2 separate regions of the Mus musculus genome follow, and region 2 is linked to region 1. The links are chromatin loops, found by intact Hi-C in ENCODE. Cell type or tissue: left cerebral cortex. All regions are shown on one strand.

Region 1 (8,000 bases):
GCTTTCTCTTGAGGTAAGACCCTAAGTTAACTCTAACAAGAATAACAACTCTAAGTTCCCTGCAAGATAAACAAGGGCTTCCCAGCTATATTGCCCAGGTTTTAGTCAACAAGAAAAGTAATAAAGGATTGGTTAATATTTTTATGTCCACAGTACAATATTTTATATGTTGTTAGCAATTAAGGGATATCTTGATGAAAAAAATTATCTAATCAGAATTGATAATTTTAAAAATCTACATCCAGTTTGTGTTTATGAATGCATGTGTGCAGCACATATTCATACACAAGTGCCATGCATGCACACATGCTGTGGTACATATGTGGAGGTCAGAAGATAACCTGCAATCATTGTTTCTCTCCTCCCGTCATGTGGATTCTGGGACTCAAATTCAGATAATCAGGCTCAGTGGCAAGTGTCTTAACCTGCCAGCATCCTAGTTCTCTGATGGAATACAGATCATATCTATCTCTAGCCCCCATGTCCCTCCCCCTTTAAAATAACCTATTCAGTCCAGTTAGAGCTGCCCTACATGTGCATGGATGTGAGGGATTCACTGAAGCATGGCAAACTTACCAGTTACCACCTCAACAAAGAGTGAGTCTTGTCCCCCAGCAGTTACCCACTGCCAATAGCTCTTCATCTCTCCCCTCTCTGCTGGGCTTCTGGCTGCCTTGATCCTGTGTAGGTAACCACAGCAGCTGTGTGCTTATGACTGTGATAGCCATGCCATGTCCAGAAGACAGCATTTCAAGCACTCATCATCACCCTCTGACTTTCACATTCTTTTGGCCTCCTCTTCTAAATAGAATTGCCCTGCAGAGGTAGACAATGTCAATGACATGAGCTTTTAAATGAAAACTGGATGCTTCCTGTGAGTTATTGGTCAAGAAGCCTGCAAAGTCTCCAAGACAACAAAGCCTATTGCTGTTGCCATCATACTTGGTTACCTACCATAGTGCATGATAAGATGCTACTGCTGCAGACACCATACTCTTGGCTTCTAGATATGGAGAAGTGAATTTTAAACTGACTGGAAACTTCCTCCCTGCTGCCTAGGTTTCATAGTGTCAGGAGATGCTATGTAGGCTGCTGGAAGAGAAAAGACATCAGTGGTCTTACGTAGTACTAAACCCTATGTGCTCCACTGCCAGGCTGCCAGGAAAGACATGCCCCCTGCTATAATAATGTTACAACTGTTAATGGGGTAACTAACTGCTTTCTCATTGGATTTCAGACCTGCTTCACAGGGTGGAATTTCTTGTTTGATACTGGAATCTTGGTCAAAAGTCCATGGCTGTGGAGTCCATAGGCCCTAGAATATTGTTATTTTCCTAAATGGGCATGCTGTCAAAGTTGCCTTCCAAATATTTATGCCTATACCCATATACCCATATTGACTGCTGTCAGCCTCAGTCAGAGAAACTTCTTTCTGTAATGGGCAGTAGTCAGTGCAGCTGCAGAACTAACTGGTCACAGTGCTGAGGAGAGACTCGGTGCTCATCCTGAATGGGACATCAATATTCACCAAGGCTCAGGGAACAGAGAGCATAAATGTTATAAAAATCTTGTCTTGTCACATTGAAGCAGCTGTCCTAATGAACCAGGACTATAGGCTGACTCTTCACATTGACATATTGCCCAACCAAGGAGTGCTTGTTGGAAATGTAAGGAGGAACAATAGCATTCCTAGACCAGGCTGTGGCCAAAGCCATTCAGATGCAAACCACCAGTTACATGGTAGAAGGCTGAGACAGGAGACTGCTGTGAGTCTACATGTGGAGAAAACAAAAATGGAAGATAAAAGAAAGAAGAAAAAAATGTCTACCTCCATGCTTATCACCCAATACAAACAACTGTATTAGTCAGATTTCAAAAGCAGACTGGAAGAAGATTGGCCATACTTGGTACTTGGATGAGTTTGTGTGGATAGGAATTTACTACATGGAAAATAGTTTCATTTTCTACTTCTAATGAGCTTTCTCAGATGTAATTTTTCTTTTTGCCCAATCAGGGATAAGAATAGATTCAAAAGTCTGAGGCTGAGAATCTGCCCCTCAATTTTCTGTGTCATTTAGGGTAACAAGAAGAAGCAGTGATCCAATGCGGAAAAATCTCTGGCTCAAAGTTGTGCATTGGGTATGTCCTCCTTTGTTGAGTTCACCAATGCCTTATTTTAGCAAATACAGGGCACACAATAGTGGTTAATTCAGCCGTGAATGGCACAGAACCCCCCTCCCCCATCTCTGGCCTTGGATAGTATTCTGAGCTACTCTGGCACAGCAGGGTAACCTTTATCTTACGTATGTCAAGCCGTTTCTCAGACCACATGCACAGATGTATAGATATTTAGAATCTCTCACGCCATCTTCAAACATCAGAACCACTGTATCTTTGTCGTGCTCAGAATGAAAACTTATGTGTTCCTAGTGCTATCTGATTCAATGCTGAATTATCCTCCCCCAAGTACTGATTATGTTCATCCAATAGAAAATACCATCCCATGATGAAAACTTTGGCACCCCAAGCCCTCCTTTACACAGTGCAGCAGTAGACAGCCAACAGTCAGACATATACAGCATCTTAATTTGCAAGCAGTTTCCATCAAAATGGGTACATTAGTTATTTTCTCATTATAAAAATCTAAAGAGCTGGAGAGTTAACTGACTCAGCAGGTAAGAGGACTTGCTGATTAAGACCTGAAATTGGATCCCAGCACCCACTTAAAGAGCCAGACATGGCCCAAATGCCGTAAACCCCAGCTCTGTGGAGCAAAACACAGGAGGACTACTATTGCCAGGCTAGCTCCAGGATTAAAGGCACTGTCTCAAAGGAGTAAGGCAGAGCATGGTAGACGGGACTTCGCAGTATCCTAGTTTCCATGGACATGTGTGCACACACATGTGCACATGCACCACACATGGACACTAAATTTGTATACAAGCACATAAATTTAAGAAAAATGACAATTTGTCGTGTCAAGTGTTCTTTTAAAAGACTTGTGGATATTTAACACCCCACACACCTTGAGGCGCCAACTTACGTGTTATTGCATTCTTGATCTTAGGTCCAGGTCTCATTCTCTCCTGTTAATTCTAAGGAAATTGCTCATGTATAATCTTTTATAATCATTTCACTATGGATAACCCCAGTTATGGGATGTAGAATTGTAAACAAAAACATTTAATAACAGGTACCATAAGTGACAGTACTGATAATAATCACAAGGCTGGCCACAAGAGGGCGTGTAAAATCAAAATAAAATTTAAAACCTTAATTCTGCCAGGCTCTGGTTTGCTGAGAAATTTGAAAATTAACTCTAGTAAGTAGCCAGTTCTTTCCCCCAAAATTAACATAAAATATACTAAAGAGAAAATGCACTCTACATGTACGTGAGAGAGTGTGTACAGGTGCACACATACACACTGAAGATAATAAACATTTAGGCTGTTGTGAAGAACCAAATTCAACAGTTTGATATGCTTTCTTACTTTTTTTTTTCAGACTCGTTACTGGGCATCAGTAGAAGAACATATCCCCAAGTGGGAACTGTTTCTTTTAGGAAGAGCACCATATCCAATTGGTGCTGAAAATCAAAATGAGGTACCATTCGTTCAAACCGAGGCAAAGTTGTAACTTATTCATGTGCTCTTTGAAACTTTTTTTTTTTTATAAAACTATGTAAATCCATGGCGGGGACTTAGGGAAGAAGTTTCATTTTGTTATTGTTTTCTATTGTCTCATTGTTTCCTCAGCAGCAACGTCAGTTTGAGAGCCCTCTGAAAGGTCTCAGGTTAGATCCTTGCACAGTCATAGACTTGCCAAGAAAAGTGTAAAAATTAATGGTAAGACATAATGTTTGTTAAATATGGTATTAAACCAGTGTTATGTGTGCTTAAAACCCACACCCTCATTCCCAACTAAACAGGTTGGCTGCAGGTATCCTAAAGTTGCGATTTTTCATCATTCACTTTGGGAACAGAAGCAGGAACAAGGTGCTGCCTTCCTTACATGAAAGTCTGCCACGCTTAGCTGCTCTTGTTCAATACTAGTTATCAGAAAATAGATTCCTGGGGTTGTGTGCTTCCTACAGACTCCTCCAAGTCCTTAACTCGAAAGCATTCAATATGTGGCCAGTTTGGGACAGCGCGAGTGGTTTTGAAAAAAAAAAATCTATGAGAGCTGGGAATGGCTACTGAATTCTGACAGGCTTATTTGAAGATTACCAACGTTGTGAAAACAAATACCCCTTCCTAAATGTCATCTTTCAACTCGTCCTCCCCTCCTTTCTATTATTATCTCTAAAACTTAAGAATAAAACCCAGAAAGCTGTGGATCACGGCCCTCTTGAGTCTCCAGTTCCTTCCTGGCTGCCGAGCACTGGGGAGAAGACAGAGCGAGCTTTCCTAGCTGTGGAGACAGCTTCTAGTGAGGGGGAGCCTACACTGTTCCACAGTGGGGATTCCAGTCACAAATGTGCCTTCACTGTGGTAAAGGTTCTTCTTTTGTTTTTGTTTTTTGTTTTTATTGCCTTTAAGATAAAAATCTCACCCTGTAGACCAACCTGGCCTTGAAGTCACAGCCATTCTCCTGTTTTAGCCTCTGATAACTGAGATTACAGGTATGAGCCCCAATATTTAGGTCATTTGTATTTTTAAAAGAAAACAACAGAAAAAGTTAAAATGCATATAAGCCCTCACTACAACAAAAACTAGTAAATCATCCATTGTGTAACATGTTCCTGTTCACTGCCATCTTGGAAATGTCCTGTTGAGTGGGTGTTGGTGTGGGTAACAATAACATTGTTTTCATAATATGTGCTGGCAGATTAGCACACTTCTCTGCAGTGTTAACAGTTGTAATTAAGGAATAAACAGCACAAGGTGTCAGTCCGATGACAATTTCATCTATAGTGTCACAATACAAAATGTCACAAAATATTAGAGCTGTTACATACATAGCTATAAAAAGTATCGGCTTAAGAGCTGAAGGCATCTTTAAGAGAGGAGACAGAGAGGAGGCAATGGAACACTGACTTAGCGGCCAGAACAATTTTATACATTCTCAAGACTGTCATGAAAACAAATTGATAATTTTTTCTGTTACATTACAGTTTGGGCTCCAGCCATGCAGTTGATTTAGCAGGGAAATGCAGGTTTCTCAGCAACTCCAAATCAGTAAACAGATTTAGACGTAGACAGGAACACGAGGAAGGGCTCTTTTTAAACATCCAGTCTCCCAGCATATGCACATAAAAAGGTGAATGAAGCAACGTGAAACGTACTTCTCTTCAGTCAAGTGAAAAAGGCTAAACATTTGTTAGCTGGTAAAATATTGTGTCAAGTAAGCCGGAAGATTCCAAAATTAAACAGTGGTTGATATGTTAACGTCCTCAAATATTTGAGTGCACACTTCCTTTGAGATCTGTAAATTAAATCACCAGTAGGTTGAATTACAATACAAAATGAATGGCATTGTAACCTCTCAGAAAAAGCTTTGTGTTTTCTTTCTCCCCACACTGATTGACTCGCTAGCTTGGCTTGGGTATTTTTTAAGTATAATCTAATAAAGCTTACACAATTTTGGGCAAAGAGAAGGTGTTTAAAGGCTGCAGCTGAGCCATTTCTCCATTTTGGTTAATAATTCACAAATTCCCACAGATGACTTTATTCTTGGCCCCTGCCGAGACTACCCCACCCCATCCTGCCTTGTAGACTGTAACAGATTGCACCACATGGTGTCTGTTAAAAAAAAAAAATCCCATGGGCTCTGGATATCCCATTAAAGGGCTTTATATTTTTGTGGGCAAATTAACTTAACACAGGAATTTTCAAACATTGTTTAATGGAAGGAAGGAAGGTAAAAAGGAAGAAACAGAGGGAGGGAGGGAGGGAGGGAGGGAGGGAGGGAGGGAGGGAGGGAGGGATGGATGCTATATACAAAGTATATCTTTTCCTACTACTAGGAATTATAAGGAAACAGGAATTTCTACTACTAGGAATTATAAGGAAACACCTACTCATACCTTCTTCCTCCAAATCAATATTTTAAATTTTTTATTATTTTTAGTTATGTGTATGTTGTAGGGATACACACATGCAGGTGCCAAATAGGTCAGAGGCATTCAAGCTAGACTTAGAAGCACTTGTGAGCTGCCCAATGTGGGTGCTGGGAACAGAGCTCTGGAACTCTGCAAGAACAGTAGACCTCTGAGCTGCTGAGCTATATCTCAATCAACCCAATTAGTATCTTAATCAGAATATAATTCTCCATGAACATGACATAATGGATTTGGGTGTTTGTTTTTAAAGAATATATAGAGTTTGAAGGAAAAGTTTTTAAAGAATATATAGAGTTTGAAGGAAAACTGTTGGTCTTCATTTTGGGGATTTGTTTGTTTTTGTTTTTAAGATCAAAGATTTTCCTCCAAGGTCTTTCTGGGCTAGTTTAAAGCATAAATATTCAGAGCTCACTTTCTGCTGGAACATTTCTAGTTATGAAGTTATCAAACTATAAAATACTAAAATCAGAGACTGTAGTTTTCCTCACACTTAAAAAAAAAATGGAGCTAGCAAGATGGCTCAGCAACTTTCCTCTTGCATCAGACCTGGTTTGGATCCCCAGCATCCACACAGTAGTTCACTACCCTCCATGATTCAAGTTTCAGGGGCTCCAGTGCCCTCTCCTGACCTCCATAGACACCAGCCATGCCTTTGTGTAGGCAAAACACCCATACACAAAAATTAATAAATAAATCTAGAAGAAAACTCAGTGATTATAAATACCAAGGAAAAAGCTGCTTCTCTGAGTCCTCTGTAAGAGAGCAGTGGATGGAGGCGGAGTCTCACACACAGTCCTGCCTCTGCCTCAGGCCACAGTGCTTCAGTTTGTCAGCTTGGAGCTGCAGCGTAACTTCACTTACAATATTAGCATCTGTCTCTTCTTCTGACCCATTAGAATAAATAAAGTGAGCATGGGAGGATATTTATGTTTGGAAAAATTTTTAACTTCTATTTTATCACTTCTCGTGTGACTAGAGCTGTGTGTATATAAAGTTATCAACTTCAGAAGAAAGGACCAGACTTGAAAATCTGTGTGACACATATTCCAATACATAAAACTTAACATAGAAGACCATGAGGCTGGCTTCTTTACAAAACAGACTCTTTCATCTCCTTCACTGCTACATTAATTTACTCCAAGCCAACTCATAGCATTTTGTCTTTTCAAAGAAGTCTTTTACTTAAAACCATGTTTGTAGCCTACCCTACTGATTTCTCCTACTTTTGAAGAATTGCCCAAACCAAGCAGTTTTAAAACACTTTCTAGTAGTTACCTGTACGTCTTTAATTGGATGGAGATAGCTAAGAGTTACAGGCCTCCAGAGTAGGTAATAACCCAGTAGTGTCAACAAGAGTGGAAGAAACCAAGGAAACAGAAGAGGGGAAACACTTTTTGAGAAAGCTTCAGGCTTGGAATGAGATGGCTCCACCCTACCCCTCTGTGTATCGTTTGTTTTCCTTGTAGTTTAGAAGTTAATTTGTCTACATAGGAAATTTAATTCCTCGTTGCTAATAAAGAGTTTTTGAGACAAACCTGCAGGCATGTCAACCTCTGGCAATTCTGAGGAGGATTGATGTGGGAATTTGACAGCTGGCTTTGTGAACACCCTCTCTAATGGAACTGAATTATATATCCTTACCAAAATCCAAGAAAAGGAAAGCAGCTCAAAGCCAGAGGCTAAGAATACTTCCCGACGTCATCTAACCATAGACTTCAGTTTCCTGCTTTCTCTTAAGTTACAATGATGAGAGGCTCTTGCAGTTCTGAAAACTCAAACTCGCCTATCAGACAAAGGCAGACGTGGAGCTTCTGTGAAGGTATTAATAGCATATAGCTTAAGTGCAGTGAAAATCAACTGTGGTACCGAGAGAAAGCCCTAAACTACACCTCTTAGGAAGCGGCAACTTAACACTTCAGTTTTAGGAGAGCAATTATTT
Region 2 (8,000 bases), 130 kb before region 1:
TAGTGCTGAGTGTTCATTACCACAGGTGGGCTCTGAGGGAAGGCTCAACACAAAGCATTTGCTGATCAGCAGTATAGTGTCAGGTCTGTTCTCAGCCGAGGACAGGATACTGTGGTCATTTCAGCCTTCCCCAAGTATGTAACAATAACTCCCCACATAGGAACATAGCACAGTGGCTCTCAACCTTACTAACACTGTGACCCTTTATCACAGCTCCTCATGTTGTGGTGACTGACCTCCAACCCTAAAATTATCTTCCTTGCTACTTCATAACTGTAATTTTGCTACTATTATGAACTGTAATGTAAATAAATATCTGACATGTAGGATATCTGATATGAGGCCCCTGTGAAAGGGTTATTCAACCCCCCTAAGTGGTAGAGATTTACAAACTGAGACCTGCTGGAGTGCCTCTGTATAGCTGCCACTCTGCTGACCGTGGCTTCTAATCCTGCCATGAAGAACCATCTGAGCTGGGTGATGGTGGCACACACCTTTAATCCCAGCACTTGGGAGGAGGCAGGCGGATAACTGAGTTTGAAGACAGCCAGGGATACTCAGAGAAACTCTGTCTTGAAGAAAAGAACCATCAACAGTAACATCCAGTAGGGTTCCTCATGGCTTGCACAGCAAGTTTACAGCAGCCTGGGCTACACAGAAAAGAGTCATGGGGACGAGGGTGGTAAACTTGTACCAAGCAATTCTGAAACAAAACAAAACAAAAGCCAGCCAGCCAATCTCCTACACTGTACCATCTCACAGATCACAAAGACTGAGACAGGGAACAGTGTGGCAGGACAGGCAGAGACCCCAGGCAGCTAAGGGCACTCAGATCGGTGCAGTCAGATTCAGCAGAGACTGGGTACATAGGACAGGCAGCTCTGAACCCTCTGTGGTTTGAGGCACTTCATCTTAAGACTGAAATGACAGCTCTTTATGTTTCTGAAAAACTCCATTAGTCCAAATGGAAACTATAGTAGTGGTCATGCCAGAATATTGTTATTTTCCCCTAAAGCTTAGTTCAACATGCGCAGAGTCTTAGGCTTCATCCTGTAGATGGAGCCTACATTCAATGGCAGTGCACAAAAAATGTCTGTAAAGGAAAAGACAATTCTGACAGCAGGAAAAATAAACCGAGTTCCTGTTAAGACGGGTATGTTGGCAAAGCATGAGACCATGCAGGAGGGACAAGGGCCTTTTCTCTGTCCAACATTTTCCCTGTGATTAACATGAAAGGGGGCAGCACAGGGAAGCTTACATAGAGAACTGACAAGTCCCCGCGGTGGTGTGGCTTTGAAGCTAGAGTAGCAATGTCCTGAGGCACAGAGGCAGCGAGTGGCTGAGATAGCAGACAGAGGGACTTGACAGAAGCCATGCAGGTTCATCCAAACCTCAGGGGTTGTGTCCACAGACGGCAAGGTGCCCCCCCGCAGTGCTTGTGCACGGTGGCAGCAGTCTTCTGCAGCCAGCTTTGTAGAATCTGAGCGTGTTCACCTGGAGCTGGCAACGCTGCAATGGAATCAGTCATGAAAAGGTGGAGAAATCAAACCCAGGGTCTCTGAGTTCTCTCCTGCCTGTTTCCTGCTTGAGAGTGTGATCATGTTCAACAGGTCGGCCACCAGTGCCAGGCACTGTTCCAAACACTTGGGTGGCACCATCTCCTGGGGCACCATCTATGTGGTAGGTACTTTTCTTTCTTTGACCTGGGGAGAAAAAGGGACCTGACTTTTGTTAAATTGCTGCTGTGAGCCAGGCAAAATGCAATGTTATCAGAGCACATTTTTCGTTGTATTTAACACACAAATCAAGTTCCCTTAAGCACCTCCCCCCAAAAAACCCCTAGTACTGACTCACTACACTGAAAGGTCCAGGGGCATCAGGTGTGGCTGCTCTTGGAAGATAGAACAAGGACATAGGGACATGGCTGGCTGGCATGGTTTGTTCTTCATGGGCTCCCACTGGCCTGTGTTAGACTTATATCACTCCATCCCAGCAGAAAGGGACCTTGTAATTGAACAGTTCCAGTGAGACCTCAAAATGGTGATTCCACCTCCAGAGGAGTTTGTGGTTGGAAGGATGGAATATGCCCACTACGCCTGGGTTTCACTCAGGAGCCCAAACTTCGTGTCACCACTGTAATCATCAAAAATATGAACTGAGCCAGACGGTGGTGATGCACGCCTTTAATCCCAGCACTTGGGAGGCAGAGGCAGGCGGATTTCTGAGTTCGAGGCCAACCTGCTCTACAAAGTGAGTGCCAGGACAGCCAGGGCTACACAGAGAAACCCTGTCTCGAAGAAACAAAAAAAAAAAAAAAAAAAAAAAAAAAAAAAGAAAGAAAGAAAAGAACTGAAAGCCAGCAAGTGGTATTTCTGAGGGGACTGTCCAGACTTAGAAAGACAGCTAGTTTAGAAGATTTGGCTAAGTATTCCCTTATTTATGAAATTATGAAGCCATTTCTGTCATTGCATAGACTGGTCTTGTATGCCAGTTCCTGCTGTTTATACAGTGCTTATGGACTTGGTCCCATTGTGATATGCTTGGTGATTCAGATGCAAAGCCCTGTAGTCCCCAGGATTCATTAAAGAAATGGGTGAGTAACATAACGGAGTATAAAGACTATTTAAAGAAGGGTAAGGGTATATTGTGCTTCAACCTAGCCTGAAAGAGAAGTAAGGTCCAGGAAGAACCCGTGGGAAGCTGACAGCTAAACAGTGAGAAATCAGGGGAGGAACAAGCAGAGAGAGAGAGAGAGAGAGAGAGAGAGAGGAGGGGAAGGAAGGAGGAGGAAGAGGAGAAGGAGAGAGAAAGGGGGGGAGAGAGAGAGAGAGACAGATATAGTACATGTCAGTGGTATAAAAGCTGTGTTGGGTTTAGAAATTAGCTCCAGTCAATAACAGGAACTGGAGACCTACCAGGGTGGGGCCAGTTATCTTCAGTGAAGAGTCATCTTCCAGCCTCAGTTTCCTTACCTATAAAGTAGTTAGAAAACATGTACTGAGTGCATATGGGCAGGCAATATAGGCTGTGAGAAATGTCTGCCCTGTGTAACAGATGGGGACTAAGTACACATGTGCCACAATGTTCTACCAGATCTGACTGTAAGGAAAAATAGAAATGTAATTCTGGGTCCTTGCATACCTGAAATGTTTGCAAGTGAGAGAATGAAATCTATAGATAAACACCTTTTAAATGTAGTCACATTGTATAGCTGTACATAATTTCCAGCAATCTTACCATGGCATAAGATGGTATTTGAAAAAAAAAATAGTTAGGAATCTCCTTCTAGAGTTTATTCTTTGGAATGATCTCATTATGCACAGTAGCCTAGAAATAGCTCAGTCATCAATTTAGAGCTAAGTATAGGATAAATGTAGGTTAACCAACTGAGCAGAGCTACTTTGAGCCAAAAACAAAAGGGTGACTATAAAGTTAATAAAATCACTTGGGATGCTGCTCCTAATGGGCCTAATTCCAGATGAGGGCTTCCCTGTGTAGGAGCAGGGTAGGGACTGGCCCCACACCCACATCCCCAGTGCAAAAGCTTTGAGGCCTTCGAGCCATCTCCGCTCTCCCGGGGCTGGCTGTGCTCTCTAAGCCTTATTAGTAGCTGCAGCAGACTCATGGCCTAACAACAGAGGCAGGTTTACTTCTCACCCCCACAAAGTCTGACAGGGTAACCCCACTTTGTGGAATTGCTGCATAAGAACTTGACCTAGCCCCTGAGGACACACGGTGAGGTAGACAAGCATACCTGTATCTGTGAAGCACCTCCACACGTGTCCTTGGATATCTAGGTTCATTGACGTCATCATATCAGCATATGTGTCTAAAAAGGGACAAATTCGTTACTTCAGATTTGCTCAAGCAAAAGAAATGTGAGCACAAACTTCAGATATCTGAGAGATCCGGAACTGAGTCCACTAGGGGCTATTGAGTAAAAGCAGGTGGCAGTGTAGGTCTACAGAGGGAAATGTACTTTGTAATGCTTTTAGTTGAGGTGTTGGGAATAAGATGTGTACTGGCTGATTTTGTGTGTCAACTTGACACAGACTGGAGTTATCACAGGGAAAGGATCTCCATGAGATCCAGCTGTAAGGCATTTTCTCAATTAGTGATCAAGGGGGGAGGGCCCCTTGTGGATGGTGCCATCCCTGGGCTGGTAGTCTTGGGTTCTGTAAGCGAGCAAGCTGAGCAAGCCAGGGGAAGCAAGCCAGTAAAGAACATTCCTCCATGGCCTCTGCATCAGCTCCTGCTTCCTGGCCTGAGTTCCAGTCCTGACTTCCTTTGGTGATGAATAGCAGCATGGAAGTGTAAGCTGAATAAACCCTTTCCTCCCCAACTTGCTTCTTGGTCATGATGTTTGTGCAGGAATAGAAACCCTGACTAAGACAGGATGCTACAAATTTATTCTTCACTGGCCTTGCAGAGAAGGAAAACCCCAAATCTGTAACAGTATAGGACGTACACTGAGGACAGAACTATGTCCACAGGGAAGAGGACAGGGTGCTAGGGCAGGTCATAGAAAGGAAACACCCAATGATATGCTTGCCCCCCTTCAACAAATGGCACCCAGCTGTGTGCATGATATTTCATATATGCAGTCTGTTTCAGTGGTTCAGAGCTATTTCAAATGAGTCAGAACAACTGGGGAGAAAATCAGAGCTCTTGAAGATGCTGAAAGAGAAGAGTGTGCCATTTTGCTCTTACTGCTCTAGATGGTAGAAGCACTGGCTTTGAATTACTACTGAGGAAGCTCTCTGCAGGATCCATGGATCCTTGCTTTACAACAGCAAGCTGCTTAGATAGCATCAGTGCCCAGAAAAAATGTGCAAGAGCCCAGCTGCTGCCACTCAAAAGACAGACATTTTTGGATGGTACCTTTTTGATTTGTGTAATTTGAGGTGGATGCTAGGAGAGGTGCCAGGTGTTCTGGGGTGTGGCACTTGTTGAACCTCTGGGCTATATAAAGCACAGGTTAGCTACCTTGAGCCAGGCATCAGTGTACAACCTAGAATTGTGATGATTGTTATGAAGGCAGATTTTGTTTTATGTTCCTTGGAGCCTGGATAGCTCAGAACACACCACACACACACACAGACACACAGACACACACACACACACAAACACACACTATTTTACCATCTCTGGCATGTGCTTAGCCCAGGTTATAGTACAAATAGATCTTTAGTGAGTAGAGCCTTGATTTTAATCCAAATAACTTGACTTCATAGCCCACCATTATATGTACTATATATGTGGGAGGGAGGGGTATGTACATGCAGAGACCAGAGGAGGGCACTGGATATCCTGCTTTTCCTTTTGAAATATGGTCTTTCCAGGAGCCTAAAGCTAGGCAAGCAAGCCCCAACAATCCTCATGTCTCCATCCTGAATAGCACTGGTATTAGTCTCGAGTTGAGGGGTTTGGTTTTATACTGGTGCTGGGCTAAGAACCAGGCCTTCATGTTTACCCAACAGGTATTCTTGCCCACTGATCTATTTATCCACCCACCAGCCCCCTGCCATGGCCCACCATTTTAACTATCATATTGTGCTGCCCCAGATAGGGGAATACCATACATGGTGGGAATAGTTAGTCATTTCTATGTAGTCTGCTTTCGTGTTTCAGGTCAGATAGACACTGCAGGCAAAGAAACCACTTGGCTACTATTGCATGATGTTTTCACAGTAATGGCCACCTGACCTGGAGGTCCAGATAAGAACCAACTTGAGCTCTGATAATGATGAATATATTCAGTTATCTCGTTATTAGTTTGAGAATTCAATGTTGAGTAATATCACCTACTTCGCTTTAGTCCCAGTTGATTAGTGTTAATGTCCTTAGTTTAGTGTCTTACTGAACATAATCATAGCTTGGGAAGGGTTTTGAAGACATACAAGGCAGCCTCACTTCTCAGATAGGCCTAAGATAACTTCAAGGGTTCTGGATCATAGGCTGGTAAGCTTCGTAAATAGAAACTGTAGCCTCCGACCCTAGGCTTACTAAAGTTTGTTATTGCTCTACTCTGGTAAATCCATGTCCCTCTTGATCATATGACCAAGCCTTTTGTAAACTTTATGGCAAGTCAGCTCACATCAGTGAGTCACATCTGCATGTGGGAAAAGGTTTCTCTTTTACTGAGTTCCGTCTTTCTATGTGTTGATATCTGCTCCTGAAGAATGGTATTCATCAGGCACACGCCTTTAATCCCAGCACTCAGTAGGCATCAGCAGGAAGATCTCTGTGAGTTCAAGATCAGCCTAGTCTACAGAGCAAATTCCTGCACAGCTGGGGCTACGCAGAGAAACTCTTGAAAAAACAAACAAACAAACAAGTTCATCATGAACACAAGTGAGTTTTGTTGACACTGCAATTTTTTCTTCCCTGGATGTTCAGAGGGAGACAGAGTGAAGTGACTATGAAAGCATACAGATGTGTAGGGATTTGTACTGGCATTAACAGGGGCTTAGGCAAACAGAAACACATGGGCATGGGGTGTGGGCACGTGACAATATGCCATGTGTACTCATAGTGTGATTGACCACATGTGCATCTCTGGAACGTGGGCTCTTCCTCCAGTTGCACAGCAGTGACAATGACAATCAGAGCAGCTGTGAGCAGGTATACAAGAGATATTCTGCATGCAACTGCTCTGTCAGCCAGCCTTTCTTTGCTTGCTGGCTATGGCTTTAGATTAGCCTGCTTTCTACCCTGGCAGAATCATAAAGGAAACAGTGTACTAAGAACTTGCTTTTGCTTTTTCCTAAGTAGGTGGCAGAAGGGATTCTAAATTTCATATTACTAATTTCATTCTACTGTTAGTAGAAGCCACCGGGAAAGTAATTGTTGAATAAAAGAAAGCCCATGTTACGTGTTTCCCCTGTGAGGTGCTGGAGATTGAAGCCAGGGCCTTGTATACTAGTCAAGTACTCCTACCACTGAGCCAAAACACTTTTTAGAGATTTCTCAATAGGCATAAAAAATGTTGCCCAGCTTAGCCTCAGATGGGCATTCCTCTATTGCGCTCCCTAAGAACCTGGGGCAGAAGTGTGTTCTACCATTCTCTGCGTGTATGTGCTTCTGATTCTAGAGAGGCCTACCTGGCAGTTAGGATATCAGGGGTTGCTCCAAGAGAGGAAACAGTTTCCAGAAAGGAAGACTGGCCAGGATCACTTACGTTATAATGTTTGTTTATCCTATCTAGTGTTCTGCATTGCTGAACGAAGGCCTTTGTGGCTGGCCCATTTATTCCTTCCATTGTTGATTCTTTTACCACTTCTCACACATCTACAGGGCCATGGAGAATTGTGTAGGAGACAGAATTCCTGCTTTGCACACGCCTTTAATCCCAACACTTGGGAGGCAGAGGCAGGTGGATTTCTGAGTTCAAGGCCATGTCTTGGTGGAGATGAATAAGTAAATAAAGGTTATATAAAGTGCACACTCTTTTTAAAATTCTGTGCTATTTGAAAATAATGCCTGTCATAATCCCCAGCTGGCTGTCTCATTTGCATGGTTAACTGGAAACCCAGCTGTACTGATCTTACCTTCCCCAGTGGGAGCACTGAGCAGGACAGAGCCAATGCTATGGCTCCTTTGTGATGGCCACTGATGTTAGCATCTGTCCTCACTGCTCTTCTGTCTGCTTCCAGGTTGGTTTTGTGGCCTCCTTGGATACCAGCTATGCCAAAGGGGAACAGTGAGTTCTTTAAGAAACTTAAGCACTCGGGCAATGGTGGCACACGCCTTTAATCCCAACACTTGGGAGGCAGAGGCAGACGGATTTCTGAGTTCTAGGCCAGCCTGGTCTGCAGAGTGAGTTCTAGGACAGCCAGGGCTACACAGAGGAACTCTGTCTCGGGAAAAACAAACAAACAACAAAAAAAAAAACCTAAAGCATGGCTAGGGTACAGGGGAACAGAGTGAGAGCCAAGGAGAACTTCTTTGAGAAGATATTTGAGCTGTGACTGCAGAGAAAAAGTAGAGGGTGCATGTTC

Evidence for each region. A loop is a pair of places that touch in the nucleus more often than their neighbours do. Peaks named below come from ENCODE experiments on the same cell type or tissue, not always from the same donor. Only the 100,000 strongest peaks of a DNase experiment are listed, where the experiment ranks them.
Region 2: it touches region 1 in a loop (2.7-fold over the local background); 2 of 42 quality-filtered maps call a loop at or near these places.

Annotation. Positions count from the first base shown.
Region 1 is chr14:12,297,644-12,305,643 of GRCm38, forward strand. 3830406C13Rik (RIKEN cDNA 3830406C13 gene) reads left to right here. Exons shown (of 5, transcript NM_178141.3): 4 at 1-13; 5 at 3,505-5,588. The coding sequence ends at 3,636. Among named protein-coding and RNA genes, the nearest start is that of 3830406C13Rik, 17 kb to the left of the region's middle. In left cerebral cortex, a CTCF peak has its summit at 3,233 (motif pointing right); a DNase peak (open chromatin) is centred at 3,249.
Region 2 is chr14:12,168,897-12,176,896 of GRCm38, forward strand. The region is part of intron 13 of Ptprg (protein tyrosine phosphatase, receptor type, G); the gene reads left to right. Among named protein-coding and RNA genes, the nearest start is that of 3830406C13Rik, 110 kb to the right of the region's middle. In left cerebral cortex, no CTCF peak of the experiment used is centred here; DNase peaks (open chromatin) are centred at 3,092, 3,473 and 3,845.